Regions from separate parts of the Homo sapiens genome. Here region 2 is linked to region 1. A link is an interaction called in ENCODE POLR2A ChIA-PET data of the cell type or tissue named here. Cell type or tissue: endothelial cell of umbilical vein. All regions are shown on one strand. Each heading gives the region's core, and the rest is flanking DNA. Links, peaks and the distances in the headings are about the cores only.

Evidence for each region. ChIA-PET counts read pairs that join two places held together with the same protein. Peaks named below come from ENCODE experiments on the same cell type or tissue, not always from the same donor. Only the 100,000 strongest peaks of a DNase experiment are listed, where the experiment ranks them.
Region 2: POLR2A ChIA-PET joins it to region 1 with 6 read pairs; 2 of 35 experiments call an interaction of 5 or more read pairs at or near these places.

What each region holds. Positions count from the first base shown.
Region 1 is chr15:41,239,675-41,242,778 of GRCh38, reverse strand. The region is part of intron 1 of CHP1 (calcineurin like EF-hand protein 1); the gene reads right to left. Among named protein-coding and RNA genes, the nearest start is that of CHP1, 10 kb to the right of the region's middle. In endothelial cell of umbilical vein, for the core only: no CTCF peak of the experiment used is centred there; a DNase peak (open chromatin) is centred at 1,388.
Region 2 is chr15:41,739,632-41,742,735 of GRCh38, reverse strand. MGA (MAX dimerization protein MGA) reads right to left here. Exons shown (of 24, transcript NM_001400225.1): 14 at 2,533-2,830; 15 at 1-190. Among named protein-coding and RNA genes, the nearest start is that of MAPKBP1, 33 kb to the left of the region's middle. In endothelial cell of umbilical vein, for the core only: no CTCF peak of the experiment used is centred there; no DNase peak of the experiment used is centred there.

The DNA of each region.
Region 1 (3,104 bases), core at 243-2,742:
AGAGACAGGGTTTTGCCATGTTGACCAGGATGGTCTTGAACTCCTGACCTCAGGTGATCCACCTGCCTCAGCCTCCCAAAGTGCTGGGATTACAGGCATGAGCCACCATGCCCGGCCTATTTTGCTTATTTTTTAAATTTTATTTTATTTTATTTTTGGGGGACAGAGCCTCAACTTTGTCGCCCAGGCTGGAGTGCAGTGGTACAATCTCAGCTCACTGTAACCTCCACCTCCTGGGTTCAAGCGATTCTCGTGCCTCAGTCTCCCAAGTAGCTGGGATTACAGGCATGAGCCACAGTTCCAGCTAAAAAATGCATGTTTTGATTGAAAAAATATCCATGATCAGTTTGCTGTTTCAGGCTGTACTGCTAGGTAGGTGTACGGCTAGGTAGGTGATGTGTACGGCTAGGTAGGTGTTGGGTGTACAATATTTGATTGGGGTACATCAAACAGATTCTATTTTAAAACTCTGGTTTACTCCTACACCAAGCATTAAAGGCTTTATCTTTTCCCTTGGAAAACATAAAGATCAACCTCTTTTCTGTGATGGCATGAGCTTCACTGAGTTCCCAGGAAGGGAACTGGCTCCAAGGAAGCAAATTAGGCAAATTCGTAAAATGGTCATGCTATCATCAGATGACATCTACCAGAAAGCTATTTTGCTCCTCATTTTGGATTTAGTCCATAAACTCAAGATACAAGTTGACAATTAAAATGAGGCAATAATGGCAGGTACATAATAATACTAAAAACTCAAAAAGGCCTTTCTGGGAAATAGTTTAGTCTCCTGATAGATTGGAAGTAAGAGAGGGGAAACAAACAGAGGAGAAAAGACAACAGCCAAAAAGGGTGTGACAAGTGTGGACTTTGTCCGAGGCTGTACCTTCAGAGGTTTAAAGGGGTGGCCAAAGTCATTCAGATAAGGTGTCCTCCTCCCTCAGCTCATGAAACAAAAATGTACTTGTAGTGTTGGGAACAATGGGACAAAGTGAACAGGGACAAGCAGGTAGTGAGTGGCCCAGAGCTGGGATAAGAGGACACACTATGTGTGGCTGTGAATTCTTCAGCATCAGGTTTCACCCTCGAAGCTGGGCTCTGTTCTGTCCTAGTGCTCTAAAGTGATCACTGAGCAGAGAAGGCAAAAGCATTTCCATCGGGGCAGAGCCAGCAGGGATCCAGCCACTAAGGAGACAGTTGTGGACTGTTTTGCCAGCCGGACAGGTATAAATGGCTCACTGTAAAGTGTACACACTTGTGAGGGTTAGGCAGACAGATTCTGATTCCATTGCTAGCACCATGGCTTACCAGAGAGAGGTAAGTGAATGGGATTGTAGAGCGAACTCACCAGTCAATGAAAGGAAAATGCTTGGCAAAGTGCCAGGCACATGGCAAGCACTCCAGATTAGCTATTATCAGCATCATGCTTACATCCTGAGCCTGAAGGCACAAGTATTACTGCTGCACTAATTACTCTCCATTTCCCTCCTGACTTTGCCAGTTACAACCGTTTTCTTTAAGAACTTGACCAGTCTATCCCAGTTCTGGCCTCAGGCCTCAAAGGCTATTCTTGTACTAAAGTTCCCTTTAGTTTAACAAAAATAAGTCAGTTAAAGAATTACTAAATTTCAGGCTGGGCGCAGTGGCTCACGCCTGTAATCTCAGCACTTTGGGAGGCCAAGGCGGGCGGATGCTGAGGAAAAGAGATCGAGACCATCCTGGCCAACATGGCGAAACCTCGTCTCTACTAAAAATACAAAAATCTGCTGGGTGTGGTGGCGTCTGCCTCTAGTCCCAGCTACTTGGGAAGCTGAGGCAGGAGAATCACTTGAACCAGGGAGGCGAAGGTTGCAGTGAGCGGAGATCACGTCACTGCACTCCAGACTGGTGACAGAACAAGACTCTGTTTCAAAAAAAAAAAGAATTACTAAGTTTCCCAAAAGATTTTTTGAAAAAAACAAAATTTGTTCACAATCCCAACACTGCCATTTTCATTTCTTCATAGATCTTTTTTTTTTTTTTTTTTTTGAGATAGAGTTTCGCTCTTCTTGCCCAGGCTGGAGCGCAATGGCACAATCTTGGCTCACCACAACCTCCGCCTTCTGGGTTCCCGTGATTCTCCAGCCTCAGCCTCCCAAGTAGCTGGAATTATAGGCATGCGCCACCACACCCAGCTAATTTTGTATTTTTAGTAGAGACAGGGTTTCTCCATGTTGGTCAGGCTGGTCTTAAACTCCCAACCTCGGGTGATCCACTCACCTCGGCCTCCCAAAGTGCTGGGATTACAGGCATGAGCCACCGCGCCCAGCTCTTCATATATCATCTAATATCAGTTACTCGTGTACTTTACAAAGTTGTAATAGCTTGCTTTTCATTTAGTAATTCATACTTTTTCTATATTGCTTTGGAGTCCTTCTTTATCCAATTTATATAATTTTAAAATTGGTAGAAATGTTATCTAATCCGACCCCTTCAATGAACAAATGAGAGCCAGGCATGATGGCTGGCGCCTATAATCCCAGCACTTCCAGAGGCAGAAGCAGGACAATGATTTGAGGCCAGGAGTTCAAGACCAGGCTGGGGAACAAAATAAAAATAAAAATAAAAAATAAAATTATTTTAAACCAAAAAAATCCACAAATGAGCCATTAAACATCTTTCTAATCTATATCATCTAAAATAACTGGGCACTGAGGCTGGGCGTGGTGGCTCACACCTGTAATCCCAGCTGTAATCCCAGCACTTTGGGAGGCCGAGGCGGGCGGATCACGAGGTCAGGAGATTGAGACCATCCTGGCTAACACGGTGAAACCCTGTCTCTACTACAAATACAAAAAATTAGACGGGCGTGGTGGCAGGCACCTGTAGTCCCAGCTACTCGGGAGGCTGAGGCAGGAGAATGGTTTGAACCTGGGAGGCGGAGCTTGCAGTGAGCTGAGATTGCGCCACTGCACTCCAGCCTGGGTGACAGAGAGGAGACTCTGTCTCGAAAAAATAAATAAATAAAAAAGAAATAAAATAACTGGGCACTGAAACCTCCTATAGTATGTTAAGACCAGTTTATGGCTGCTTAAATTCAAAATGTGGCAAGGCCTGGTGGCTCAAGC
Region 2 (3,104 bases), core at 371-2,870, 500 kb before region 1:
GGGCTGCACACCTGAACTGGCTCAGAAGAAACCACAGGTGTGACGACCATTACTGGAGAAGGTCTGATACTGAACTTCTGTGTCCCTGCCAGGGTTTGGGGTGTGCTAACTCCAGGTATCTTCTGCTGCAAGGCTCCAACTTTACTCATCACAAACTGTGTGAACACACCACCAGGAGAGGGTCGAGCCGCTGCAAACAGAAATTTGCAGGTCAAAAATCTTCAGTTCTCATATTTTATCCTCTTAGTGACTGTGCTTACCGACATTTACTGTGCACTACTGGGTCAATTTCTTACAGGTACTACCTACCTGTATTATTTGTGCCAATTTCTTTTTTTTCTTTTTTAAGATGGAGTTTCTTTCTTGTTGCCCAGGCTAGAGTGCAATGGCGCGATCTCGGCTCACTGCAACCTCTGTCTCCCAGGTTCAAGCAATTCTCCTGCCTCAGCCTTCCCGAGTAGCTGGGATTACAGGCACATACCACCAAACCCAGCTAATTTTTGTATTTTTAGTAGAGACAAGGTTTCTCCATGTTGGTCAGGCTGGTCTTGAACTCCCGACATCAGGTGATCTGCCTGCCTCGGGCCTCCCAAAGTGCTAGGATTACAGGTGTGAGCCACCACACCCAGCATCTGAGCTTATTTCTACTCTCAGAAATCAAACGCTTGCCTTGACCAAAAACAAACCTCAGTTCTAACAAGAAAGGGATTAAAATTGAGTGTTCCAGGCCAGACACAGTGACTCACACCTGTAATCCCAGCACTTTGGGAGGCCGAGGTGGGCAGATCACGAGGTCAGGAGTTCAAGACCAGCCTGGCCAACACGGTGAAACCCCGTCTCTACTAAAAATACAAAAATTACCAGGGCATGGTGGCACGTGCCTGTAATCCCAGCTACTCAGGAGGCTGAGGCAGGAGAATGGTTTGAACCCAGGAGGTGGATGCTGCAGTGAAATGAGATAGTGCCACTGCACTCCAGCCTGGGAGACAGAGCAAGACTCTGTCTTGAAAGAAAAATTAAAAAATTAAATAGAGTGTTCCTACTAAAATTCTTTTGACTGTGCAATATATTCAAACTGTCAGGATACTAAAAAGACAATACAGTAGCAAAAACTTCATCACCTAATACAGATAAAAGAAAATGAGAGGGTTTGTTTCCCCCAATTTCTAATGTAAAAACTTGTTTCTACCATTTCCTCCTGTCTGAGCACTCTCACCTCTTTACAGCTGTGCTATTATGAGATGCTTACGTATTACATATTCCTAAAATATATAAAGACATTTCTCCAAACAGATCAGGATAGGATTGCTTTTTTTACTCCCCTTAATCACAACTGAAGCTGCCTTAATAAAAGGTAAAATAGATTCTTTTTTTTTTTTTTTTTTTTTTGGAGATGGAGTCTCACTCTGTCACCAGGCTGGAGTGCAGTGGCACGATTTCGGATTACTGCAACCTCTGCCTCCCGGGTTCAAGTGATTCTCCTGCCTCAGCCTCCCCAGTAGCTGGGACTACAGGCGCATGCCACCACTCCCGGCTAATTTTTGTATTTTTAGTAGAGATGGGGTTTCACCATGTTGGCCAGGATGGTCTCTATCTCTTGACCTCGTGATCCACCCGCCTCGGCCTCCCAAAGTGCTGGAATTACAGGAGTGAGCCACCGCGCCCGGCCAAAATAGGTTTTAAGGCAAACAATAAATATCTTCTATCTTCACACAACTCTAACCATTCAGCCAGAGATTTCAACTGACACTCTTACCTAACATTCCTAACAGATTTGAAACAACAAAAAGAGGAATTCAATAAACCAACTATAGATACTCTCAATGCTAAAACACAAATGTTTCAAGAAGGTAATTTATTACAGACTTCAGCATTTAAATGTTAAGGAAAAGAGAGATTTTCATTCATAGAACAGAGATGAATGGAATAAATCAACACTTTCAAAATTGTATTTATAGGAGCTTTCCACTTTAAGCCTATACTACTTACACCACTAGCTTTTGCTAGCTCCTTGGTTTCATAAGTTTAAGAAGTATCAACAGAAGCATTTACATAGCACCAGCAAGAGTTCAACAAGAGGCCAGAAACACCAGTCCTCACAGGAAAATAGTAAACTATTTTTAATTTAGTAAAATATTTTAGTAAATAATTTAGTATAATAGTAAACTATTTTTAAATGTCTTCCCTTTTTAGAAACAAAATTAAAATCCTTAAGTCTTTTCTACATTAATAACAACCAGTCTGAAAACCTTAAAAATAACTATAAAACTTGCCTTCAAGTCAGTGTTATTAAAAAATAAAAAATATATATAAAACCAAGAAATTAACTATAAAACAACTCAATTCATCTAATATTGCAGGTTATCAGACGTTAACCCCAAACAATCAAAAAAGTCCAGGCAAGACAGACAACAAGAATAAGAATAATGCCAAAGTACATATTTCTCTAATTTTTACAACCTCCATACCTGTACCCACTGTCCCACCACCAAGTCATAGGCCTTTCCAAACCATACATACACCCCAACTTACCAATTGGCCGTTTTGCTGGGACAAACGCCTTCAGATTCTTCCCAGGGCGATTTGTTGCAGTGCCAGAGGAGGATGCCATTTTGGAATTGGATGTTGAAGGCAACAGGGTACGTGGTTTCCTGGATGCAGCCACCTTGGCATTGGATGCTACCTTGGAGATGACAGTACTGAGGGTTGAGAGGTCCAGGACTGAGGGTCGCAACCTGCCTGTGATATAAGCAGCTAGCCTATTGGCTGGATGCAATGCCCCCATCTGTCCCAATAGCAACTTAGCCTGCGGGTAACTCTTACCATTAACCTGAAACAAGTGGCAAAGAGAAATTCTGTAAAGATAAAATTCTCTTGCTAACTCCTCTCCCTTGACAGGGGCTTCATTTTTACAAGTTTTCATAAGTCTATTTTTCAGATTTAAAAGGGAAAAAGAAGTAGACTTTTTCCATTTAGAATAATCTGAGTAATCAGAAGGTAGAAAAATGCTGTCAACTGATATTCTGAACTAATCTCATCTCCTTCATATTGTAGTTTGAAAATAGAGAATCGGAAACTCATCATTTCTGCATCCTAGTTATGTG